2 separate regions of the Homo sapiens genome follow, and region 2 is linked to region 1. Evidence: chromatin contacts called from ENCODE Hi-C or POLR2A ChIA-PET data. All regions are on one chromosome and are shown on one strand. The core of a region is the stretch at or near the end of the contact, and the rest is flanking DNA. Distances in the headings are between cores, read along the strand shown. Region 1 holds the start of MIR3142HG (MIR3142 host gene). Region 2 has its middle 21 kb from the start of ADAM19.

Region 1 (5,684 bases), core at 2,180-4,679:
TTTCAAAGCAGAGGAAGAAATCAAAAAGCAGAAGAGCGGAGTGTACGAGAACTCTCTGTGCTGTCTATGCAATGCTTCTATAAGTCTAAAACGATCCTAATGCTAAAATTTTAGTTTTTAAAAAAAGTAGAGGAAAAACTAGTACCTAAAGAGGAAAACATTAACATCAGATCTGTCTTATATCATACACAAAAATATACTTCAGATGGATGACAGAACTAAATGCAAATGAACAATGTGATGGCAATAAAAACTATAGAAGTTTCAAAGATAAATATAAAAATAAATCTTTACAATCTTCACTTGAGGAAGTCCTTTCTCAATGAGACACAAAAACAATTGCAAAAAAGACTGACAGGTTTGAGACTATCTGTGTGGCAATATAATTGCACACTGGAGCAGCAAAGAGGATCAGTTTAGTAAAGAAGTAACCACAGTTGTTTTTGCAGCTTTCTTCTGGGAGATAATCCAGAGCCAAAACTTTGAATCTCGAGTTACAGAAGTCAAAGGGAAAGGCCCTTGTGGGGAACACCCATTTGGCATCCCTCTCTAATTTGCTTTAGATTTAACAGGGAAATTTTTCTTCCTTCTCTCTGTTCCTGGTGTCCCCGGTTGAAGGAAGTCTCTGGCGAGCTGATGGATGTTATTGGTACATAGTGGCGACCTTAAGCCTAATTCTGGGTTTGGCTAGAACAACTGGCTCTTTTCTTACTATTTTAATGTCTGAACTGATATGGGTGACATTTCCTCCAGCAGTGGGGGCAGCTGATAATGACGACTGTAGGCCAGATGAGTGCTGATTGCTACACACCAAGATTACCCCAAAATGGAGGCAGTGCATGACTCCCTCCAGTACCCCAAGAGACAAAGCTAGAGAAAATACTCAGCTCCGCATCCAAAACTCTGAAATTAACTTCCCCTGAGATGTGCAGAGTTTTATGCTCAAACTTCCAAAAAATATTAAAAATTCAAGATAGTCATTTTTCTCAGCATGAACTTGTGCACTCTTTTTTTTGTATATATACACCATGATTCAGCAATGAACTTGTGTTCTTATCTCCAACAAGGAATGTATCTAAATAGTCATATCTTTAAGGATATGAGTTTTTAGCGGAGTCAGGAACCTAGGAAAGAACTATACAAAGAGGTAGACAGCCCTCAGCCACCCCTTTGATGGTGTATCCATGCATTTGCATTGTCCTATTATCTTTTCTTAGAGAATCAAAAGACCTTTCTAAGATCTTGGAGAAAGAGTAACAAATAGTATGTAAGATATTATATCAGAGTCAGTCTGGAATGGGAAAAATCAGATGTGAGTCCCTACTGGAAAGTGGAGCCTTAAATCAATCACTTGATCTCTTTGAGTTTCAATTTCCTTAGCAGTCAAATGGATTTAATTCATTCATTTAACAAATATTTAATAAGTTCCCATTATGTGCTAATTCTACTGTTTCTACCAACCTTACAAATTTTATGAAAGAATTACATGAAATGACAAAAATGCTTTACAAAGTGTAAGTCATAAAAATAATTCATGTTATTGTTAAAAATAGAAGATTTTCTCTTGTTATTAAATAAGACTAAAGCCCAGAACAAAATAAGAAATGTTTGCCAGATTGTAGAACAACCAGAAGGAGGAATCCCCATTGCAGTTCAAAAATTGCCCAAAAGCTGGCTTTTAGGGACCACACCCAAGACTATAGATTGCTGACAGCCACAGAAAACAAATATTTACTACAAGTTGAGCCCAAAGGCCTCCACTGAGAACCTAAAACTACACAGAACTGAAGAAGTGCATGCGTCTGATTCCCGCAGGGCCTTTGGAGAAAGTGGGACTCTAGGAATTCAGAGATGAGAAGAGGGCCCAGGAATGCATCACCAGGAGCCATCCAGTCAGCTCCTCCCCGCATCCCAGGCCTGGCCTCACAGAATCCTGAAGATGAAACATCACCCACTCCACAAGCTAACAGTCCAACAACTCCAAACAACCGGCACGACCCCCAGAGTCCACCTTCTCTCTCTCAAAGAGCTTCTTGTATGGCTGCTTATCTGTTCCAAGGAGTACCATGCATAAGGACAGCAGTATGATTTTAAAAACAACAAATAAAGAGAAGCCAGTTCTGTCCAAAAACCCATTGTTAATAACGGGGATAAAGTGTCAGTAAAGCGCTACACTCAGAAGGGTTTGGGGCAAAATCAAAGCAGAACCAGGGCACACAAATAAAATAAAGGACACTGCACTTTGGGAGGCCGAAGCGGGCGGATCACCTGAGGTCAGGAGTTCAAGACCAGCCTGGCCAACGTGGCGAAACCCTGTCTCTACTAAAAATACAAAAATTAGCCAGGCATTGTGGCGCGCATCTGTAATCCCAGCTACTCTCGAGGCTGAGGCACAAGAATTGCTTGGACCCAGGAGGCGGAGGTTGCAGTGAGCCGAGATCTTACCACTGCCCTCCAGCCCGGGCGACAGGCCGGGAGCAAGACTCCATCTCAAAAAGAAAAAGAAAAAAAAGAAAGAAAGGACACTGAATGTGAAGGTCTCAAATGACAAGAAAATACCGTAATACAATAATTAAACCCATTGAGGCATCAAGAAAGAAAAGTGACACTGTTTGCCAATTAGTATACAAGTCAGGTTCAGTATGTAAAAGATTCTTTTTAAAAAAATAGAAAATTTAAAAAAAATTCTTACTATCCAAAGACAAGATTGAAATTGAGAATAGGAACACAATAAACAAAAAGTAATAGCCATAGTCTTCCAACCCTGAAACCTCCTAAGAGCACCATATTTACTGTCCAATATTTTCATGCTATTGTCACTGCAAGAAAGTTTATGACTTGCTAAATAGAGACCACAGTCTACAACTCCAGGTTTAAAGCATATTATTTTATCATCCATAGAGATTCTAAACCACTTCCTGACCCCACTCTATCCCCCCCCACCCTGAAAATAACAAAAGGTTAAAAATATGTCCCTTTTGAAAATGGAGCCACATCTTTACTAAAGCACTGGAAATATCTCCAAGTCACTGACATTTTTATATTTCTAGACCATGACAAAAGTCTCACCTACTTGATTCTAATGTCATTTCAATATGCCTTAAACATCTTGATTATATCTTTAATGTGCCATTTACTCTGCAATAATCCACTGTACAAAAGCCTGCTGCCTCTCAAACAGAAGATAAGTACATAATAAATCAGCTTGCAATGATTATTTTTTCCCAGCTCATACTCACAGCGAGCTCCTAAAATTTCATTTTATTTTATCATTTCCAATTCAGCCGCTGTTCTCCCCCTCCTCGTTGTGCTACTGTCTCCTGTCCATCCTGTCCACCCTTTGGCATGCCTTCCGGCCCAGGGTTTACCACTCCAATCGGCCCTGCTGGTGCCATCCAGGAAAGGAAGAGCGGTCAAGCGTCTTGGAGAAAGAGCATCTTTCTGGAGAGACTCTTATTTGCTGGGGTAGAGGAAGGCAGCTAAGGCCTATTTGCATATGCTTTTATTCCATTTCCACACCCTGCACGCTAACCCTCTCTGGAAAGTCCCTTCTAGATCCCTCCTCGGCACAGCGAGGGAGGAAGAGGCTGGGCCGGAATGGAAGGTTCCAGCCTGGCAGTGTCAGCTTCTCTCCGCGGAGCTGAGGGGGAAGCCTCCACCTTCCCCATCATGCGTGCAGGGTCTGGACCCCCGGGTCGGGGACCCTCTTGCAGCACGTGTCAGGAGCAGCCTGGTGCTTTGGCCTGCGCGCTCTAGAGCGTTCTGTGCAGGATGCGCCTGCTCCCCTGCAGCCTCCCCCGAGGAAGTTCTGGTCAGGCGCTGGGTCCCCAGGCTTCCTGTCTGTACTCTCCGCAGCCCCGCGGGGAAATCCCGAGAGCTTTATCGGCTGCCCAATGAGCCTGTTGGCTTTTCAAGTGCGCGCAGGCTGAGTTTCAGCCAAAACCTCAATTTAAACGTTAACCAAAAATAAATAAATAACATGTGTGCAGGCATTTAAAAAGAGAGACTGCCTTTGGGGAGAAGATCAGGCAGAAAGCTCCCTTGTTTCATTGCTGCAGATACACGAGGCCTGGATTTGCTCACCCTTTGAACAAAGGGATTCTTTGAACTGTAAACTGACCTGGCAGGCGGAACACTGAGAAATCTTCCTGAGCACCTTTCTCTGGAAATGTGAACATTCAAGGCAGTCTTGTGTGTCAGCTAAAGAGAACAGTCATAGCTAAATTTTAATGGGCACCTACTAGGCACCAGGCACTCTGCTAAATGTATCACGTGCATCATCTTCCCTAATCCCACAGCAATCATCCATAGCAGGTAGCCCGAATTATTATCTCCATTTTGTGATCCCCTTTTACTCATAAGGGAATTTTATCTTTGGTGAGGTTAGGGGGACTTGCCTAAGGTCACACAATTAGTAAGTGTTTCCATGGGTGCCCTTAGCTGCTCCTTTTCCCAAACTGGAAAGAACGTACAAGGCCTTTGGAATGTGCAACTGCAAATTCAAATTCCCAGTCGAGAAAATATAGCTTCCTTTCCTTGGTCACGTGCTCATGGACCGAAAAAGACCAGCTCAAAGGATTTTGCTTCCAGGCAGATGTAGTCACTTTCCTGACCTCCCCTGAAGGTTTTTGTTGCTTATCTTGCTGAGCTCCCAAAAGGTTTGTTTGAACGTCTACTATAGATAACGTTTTTAAAAGCAAATATTTATTGAGCAATTGTTATACACCAGACACTGTTCATAAAAACATGTTCTTATTTAATACTCCTAAGAACCCTAAAAAGCAGATACTATTCTTAGATTAGAAATGAGGAAACCGAGGTTCCAAGAGAGTCGAAACTTGCCAGAGTTCACATAGCTAGAAAATATCAGAGCCAGGATTTGAATTGAGGTTTCCTGTCCCCAAATCTCTGAACCTGGTACACTGCATTACTCTGCCTCTCAAGGGGTCCACATCAAAACTATTTCCTTGTGTGAGATTCTCTCCCATTGGAAGGGAGTTCCTTGGGGGTTTGGGGTGGACCCAGGTATCTGAGTGGGCTCTGGGCATACCTTCAAGCACTCCAGCATCTGCTGAAACCGGGTGGGTTGATGGAAGGGAGGAAGCATAAGGGTGACCAGAAGAGTTAAGGGCACTCTTAACACATCCCATGTTGTATTAAGGAGTAAGCAACCTATTTGTGAAGTTTTTATAAAAGGTTAAAAGCTGCCTAATTCAGTTAGCGACAATTCTGTTTAAAGAAATCCAAAATTATTTGGATCCATGAACTGGGGGCTAGACTCAAATGGAATAAACAGAAGGAACTCAACCCTTGCTGGTTTCTGCTAACAAGTACATTATCCCGTTCCAGTCAGTTAACTCGACTTCGGCATTCCTAAGGGCTCCTTTGTGACACCTGGGGGTCATTAGTATAGTTTTCCAGAAACAGGAAAGTGGATGCTTGGAGCCAGAATTTAAGTAGCTATATGCTATCAGCTGCAAGCACCTCCATCTGCTGCCTTTTGCCTCGGGAGGAATAAACTCTAAAATCTTGAGGCAGGTTTTCAGGGATGATATATGAATTCAGCCTCATCCTTTTACAACCAAAATACGTGTCATTTTTGTTTCATTTTGTTGGGGGGTAGGGTGGAGGAGAGCTTAAACATCATTTATATAACTTATATTACATGCCAGGGAAAGTGCTAT
Region 2 (6,043 bases), core at 2,064-4,563, 2.9 Mb after region 1:
ACAACGTAGTAATCGTTTGGAAAAAAATACTTGTAAATTGAAAGAAAAAATATTTTGTTTTTAAGTAACCACAATATTGACCAATAGACTGTAGACTGTGCTCCTGTTGAGGACTACACAGTTTCTCAGGTCTTGGAATCAGACAACATCATCATTTTCATTTCCTGATTTCACATGGCATTTACTTTTTATCATAGCAACCTCAAAAAACCCTGCTTTGCAAAAATATCATGTCATTGAAGGGAATGGAGTATGATTTAACATTGAAACTGTGAACGATTTCCAGCTAACAGTTTATATGGTATCCAACAGTTGTCACTGTGCTTCCCTCAAAAAGGTAAAATGTCCCATGGCCCCTCTGTGAGTTTACTGCAGTGCCCAAGGGTGACTTGGTGCACCATTTGGGAAACACGGCCATATGGAAAAAATTATCTTGATCTCTACCTCACGTCATAAAGATAAATTTCAGATAGGTTATAGATCTAAATGTAAAATGAATGTAGTAAAGTTTTTTGAGAAAAACATAGGAGAATATTTTTCTGCTCCTGGGGTGGGAAACAATTTCTTTTCTTTTCTTTTCTTTTCTTTTGAGACAAGGTCTCGCTCTGTCATCTAGGCTGGAGTGCAGTGGCGTGATCTTGGCTCACTACAACCTCTGCCTCTCGGGCTCAAGTGATCCTCCTGGGCCACCATGACCAACTAATTTTTGTATTTTTTTGTAGAGACGGAGTTTTGCCATGTTGCCCAGGCTGGTCTCAAGCTCCCGGGCTCAAGAGGTCTGTCTGCTTTGGCCTCTAAAGTGCTGGTATTACAGGCATGAGCCACAGCACCTGGCCAACAATTTCTTAAATAGGATACAAAAAGTAGTGCTCATAAAAATGATGAATTCTAAGATATTAATGTTAAGAATTGCTTTGTATCAAAGGAGAGTAAGGACGTACCCTGTAAAGTGGAAGAATATATTTTCATATATATGACTGACCAAAGGCTTGTAGCCAGGATATTTAAAGAACTCCTGCAAACCAACAGAAAAAAACAGCTTGCCCACTTGAAAAATGGAAAACAGACTTGAACAGGCTCCTTGGGAAAGGGGATATCTAATGGCCAACAAAGAGATGACAAGATTTTCACTAATCATCTTATTCACTATCAGGAAAATGAAAGTTGAAACCAAAAGTCAGTACCAACACAAACCCACCAGATGGCTAAATTTTTTTTAAAAATGGAAAATGTCAAGTGTTATCAACCATGTGAAGAAACCAGAACTCTCTTACAAAGTTGATTGAGGTATGAATGGATACAACCATTTTCTTGGACTGTTTAACAATATCTTTTAAAGCTGATCATATACTATGACTCAGCAATGTCAGTCCTAGGTATATACCTAAAAGAAATGCAAATATATATTAACCAAAAGAATGCTCACAACAGCACTGTTTGTAATAGTCTCAGTCTAGAGACAACCCAAATATCTATAAATGGTAGAACGGATGACTAAACTGTGGTTCATTCTGATAATGGAATACTATGCAGAACAGACAATCTATAACTACATAAACGATATAGTGAAATCTCACAAACACAAAACTTAAGCAAAAGAAGCCAAGACCTTCCCATATCCCTTTCCCCCAAGTTACATACTGGATGATTCTATTTATATAAAGTAAAAAGAGGCAAAATTAATCTATATTATTAGAAGTCAGGCTAGTAGTTACCCTTGCTTAAAGGGGGATTTGTGACTAGAAGGTGGCAAAAGGGGACTTCTGGAGTGCAGGGCATGTTCTCTTTTCTTTTTCGATAATGTGGGTGTGTTCAGGCCGTGAAAATAGTTGAACTGTTTACTGTGATATGTACATCCTTTTTTTTTTTTTTGAGACGGAGTCTTGCTCTGTCACCCAGGCCGGAGGGCAGTGACACGATCTCGGCTCACTGCAACCTCCGCCTCCTGGGTTCAAGTAATTTTCCTGTCTCAGCCTCCTGAGTAGCTGGGATTACAGGTATGCACCACCACATCCGGCTAATTTTTGTATTTTTAGTACAGATGGGGTTTCGGCATGTTGGCCAGGCTGGTCTCTAACTCCTGACCTCAGGTGATCCGCCTGCCTCGGCCTCCCAAAATGCTGGGATTACAGGCGTGAGCCACCGTACCCGGTCTATGTGCACTCTTTTAGTATGTTTGTGGCACTTCAATTAGAGTTAAAAAAATAAATAACGCTTCAATGAACATCCTGATAGCTATGTTTTTGCAGAAATTCCTGTTATTTTCTTTTGACTGAATTTCTAGAAGTGGAATTGCTGAATAACATGGTTCAAACATTTGTATAGCTTTCAATGTCTCTTATCAACTCTCCAGGGGCTGCTTTTATCTCCTTGTACTTAGCACTTGACACCGTCTAACAGATGTTTGTTGAATGGGTGAATGAATGAAGGCCTTCTTTCAGGTCCTGGAATGAATAGAGGCCTTTCAAGCCTGAGAATGGTGGCTGTCTCTGCCACCTGAAACTTTCTTCCCTCTGTTCTTCATACCAACCACAAACTCTCAGCTCAAAAAACAACTCAAGAGAGCCTTACCCCACCATGCTGTCTAAAGTAGTCCTCCTTTCTCATTCTCTCTTTTAGCATCAATTGTTTACAAATATCAATGTGTAATTATTATATTTTATGTATATGTGTATTTGCTCACTTGCTTACTGTCATCTTTCCCACTAGATGCTAAGTACCGTGAAGATAGGAATGACATGTGTCTTTGTCCACTCTTATAATCCCAGCAGCTAGCACAGTGCCTAGAATGGAGGAGGCCTTTGCATGATTGAGATATTTTCAGTCACAAGTGACAGACCTCTAACTCAGACTAGCTTGAGCAAAAAAGAAAATTATTGGCTCATGTAGTTGAAAAGTTGAGGCGGCTGACTTCAGGCATGGCTAAATCCACAGGTTCAAATAATAATACTAGGACCTTGTCTCTCTCTTTCTCCATACCTCTTACCACTGTTTGACTTCATTTTTTAGACAGGTTCTTTCCTGACATGGCAGCAAGAAGACAACTCATAGCTCCAAACTTATATTGCTTACCATCTCAGACGAGAAGAAAGCAAATTTTTGATAGAGCTGTCAAGAGTCTTGGGGAAGATGCCCATTGGTCCAGCTTAGGGCCATATACCCATCACTGAGCCAAGCACAGTGGGTTTAATGATGCAGTTCTACACCCAGGCGTTGTGTTCTTGACTATTCCTGAGCAGTGGTTGGGGAGGAGAGGAAGATCCACCCACTCAGACCACAAGAGCAGATGTGAGCAAGGGCTGACTTATTTGCCTAATTCTCACTTCAACTTACCACTCAACCAGCTGCAGGAACTCGACTTTCTGAGTGTGTGCAGCCATTAACCTAAAACTAGGCAGTCGAGACCTACAGGTCTTCGAGCTGTTCTCTGGCTAAGTGGAGCCAGCTGAAATTAAGTGCTTTATTGATTGCCATTTTAAACAATAATTTCAACTTTCATTTTAGATTCAGGGGTACATGTGCAGGTTTGTTACATGGGTATATTGCATGATGCTGAGGTTTGGGATGTGAATGATCCCATTACCCGGGTAGTAAGCATGGTATCCAATAGCTTTTTTTTCAACCCTTGCCCCACCGCTTCCCCCTCTAGTAGTCCCCGTTGTCTATTGTTTCCATATTTATGTCCATATGCACTCAATGTTTAGCTCCCACTTATTTATGAGAACATGCAGTATTTGGTTTTCTGTTCCTGTGTTAATTTGCTTAGGATAATGGCCTCCAGCTGCATCCATGTTGCTGCAAAGAACATTATTTCATTCTTTTTTATAGCTGCATAGTATTTCATGGTGTATATGGACCACATTATCTTTATCCAATTTACCACTGGTGGGCACCTAGGTTAGTTGATTCCATGTCTTTGCTATTGTGAATAGCACCGCAATGAACATGTGAGTGTATGTGTCTTTTTGGTAGAATGATTTATTTTCTTTTGGATATATACCCAGTAATGGAATTGCTGGGTTGATGGTAGTTCTATTTAAGTCCTTTGAGAAATCTCCAAACTGCTTTCCACGGTGGCTGAGCTAATTTACATTCCCACCAGCAATGTATAAGCATTCCGTTTTCTCCACAGCCTTGCCAGCATCTGTTGTTTTCTGACTTTTTAATAATAGCCATTCTGACTAGAGTGTGGTATCTCATCGTAGTTTTGATTTGCATTTCTCTGATGATTAGGGATGTTGAGCTGATTGCCATTTTCAATTGGGTAGTATATTGCTGGGTTTTTCCTGAATGCTTTTGCCTCTGCAGTTTATTTAGGGGTTTAGGTGGAGATCTGTCCTTTGTAACAAACATAGGGGTGGAGTTCATATATAAGATTTTTTCCTTTCACAATCCTTATTCTAAATGGGTCTGTTTATACAAGTTTCTTGATCTGTTTAAAGATCACACCCCCACTCTTCCCGTTTTATCCACATCCTTCTCCTGCTTCAACCAGATCAACCCAAAGTTGACTGAGCTAAGTGAAAAACAGGAATTTTCATATTGGTATGCAGGGGTATATCAGATACATAAACTTGCTGGCAGCCTTAGTATTCACAGCCTTGCAGACTCACCACTTCAGACTTTTAATCTGGTTCCCTTTTCAGGATTTGTCCATGACCTTGAGGAAGTCAATTTCCTCTTTCTGGACCTTAGTAGCCCTAGCTATAAAATGAAATGGTGACCCTATCTGCAGGGCAAGATGGTTTCTAAAGTATCCCCTAGGTTTCTGATTCTGGAATTACCTCCTCCTCTCCTTAGCAATCTGGTGATGAGAGGGTCACCTTTAAGTGTGGATTCCAAACTTTGAGGTGGCTGCAAAACAGTTACATGATATGTGGGTCCCAATGCAAAACGAAAATGTGAGACCCTCTTCTCCAAAAATTATTAAGAATTGCAAAATGGCAATACCAGAGCATTAAATCAAGTGTGAGGCTCTCCTGAGAATGATGCCCTGTGCAACTGCCTGGGTTGTACTTCTGGGAAGCCAGCCCTGGGTGCCTGAGCTGATCAGATGTGATACAGAGATAGGTGTTAACCAGCTGCACTCATGTTCCTCCTCCAAATTCTGCATTGTGTTTCCACCATGTTTTGCAGGGATATCAAAATCAAATGCCAGCAAAATAAATGAGTGATGTAGGTTAGGGTTAGTGAAAAAAAAAAGGAGCAACTGATATTGAGCTTTAAGCAATTGTCACCACGGGAGAATTTAGACTTACTATTGTCTGACTTTCTAATTTTTCATAAGAGCCACAATCAGGAATTTTTTTTCTCTGATTTTTGAACATTTGGCAACTGTTCAGAAAAAATATCCAAAATTTGGAAATGAGGCAAAAGAATGACTGCAGTTTCTTTCATTCAGTGGCATCTAAGATCAGTGGTTCTCAAAGGGTTTTCCCTGGTAAATAGCATCTGCATCAACTGAGAACAAATCATCAGTCTGCCCCAGATGTACTAAATCAGAAACTCTGAGGTTGGAGATCAGCATTCTGTGTTGTAATGAGCCCTTCAGGGAATTTTGCTTTAAGCTTAGGTTTGAGAATCACTGCCCTTAACCACTCACTGTCTTTTCTGTTCAGGGCATTGTCTAACTCCAGGGAAACACAAGATTGTTTCACCTGCTGTTTACTGTTTGTGATTAATTAGGGGTCTGACATTTTATAACTCTGTAAAGTTGGATGTTAAATTACAGAAAACGAATAAATTGTCAATGATTTTTTTTTTTTTTTGTCCAGTAAAGCTGTAAACGATTATCGTCTGGTAGAGAAGATAACCCCAAAGAATGTAGTTTTATTGCCCTGTAGGTTATTAACCAGTTTGGATCTCAATCTTATTTTAGAGTTCCTTTTGTCTAGTTTTTCCTGTCCTTTTTTGAACCACCTTGGTGATCTTGCTGGTTCTCTGATTAGTTAATTAAAACCTGGAAAATGCTCACTATGTATTTTTATGATAATTAAATTTTTAACATTTTGAAAATATTTTGGACACAACTACAATCCAAATT

What was found. A loop is a pair of places that touch in the nucleus more often than their neighbours do. ChIA-PET counts read pairs that join two places held with the same protein, here RNA polymerase II (POLR2A). Pooled maps may share reads with other maps.
Region 2: a loop to region 1 is called in a map with no recorded cell type, with 6 times the contacts of the local background. The contact joins the enhancer-like site here to the promoter of MIR3142HG in region 1. A Hi-C loop is called at or near these places in 1 of 37 single-sample maps with no recorded cell type and 6 of 50 pooled maps. POLR2A ChIA-PET finds 5 or more read pairs at or near these places in 1 of 52 experiments (HEK293).

The regions. Positions count from the first base shown.
Region 1 is chr5:160,465,996-160,471,679 of GRCh38, reverse strand. MIR3142HG (MIR3142 host gene) reads right to left here and starts at 3,429. Exons shown (of 2, transcript NR_132748.1): 1 at 3,240-3,429. RefSeq lists enhancers at 3,325-3,484, 3,515-3,744, 3,212-3,848, 3,849-4,485.
Region 2 is chr5:157,593,886-157,599,928 of GRCh38, reverse strand. No RefSeq gene overlaps it. Among named protein-coding and RNA genes, the nearest start is that of ADAM19, 21 kb to the right of the region's middle. RefSeq lists a silencer at 5,427-5,526. Within about 2 kb of position 3,313, at least 5 of the 41 ENCODE cell types and tissues checked have a DNase peak (open chromatin) inside an H3K27ac peak, as active enhancers do.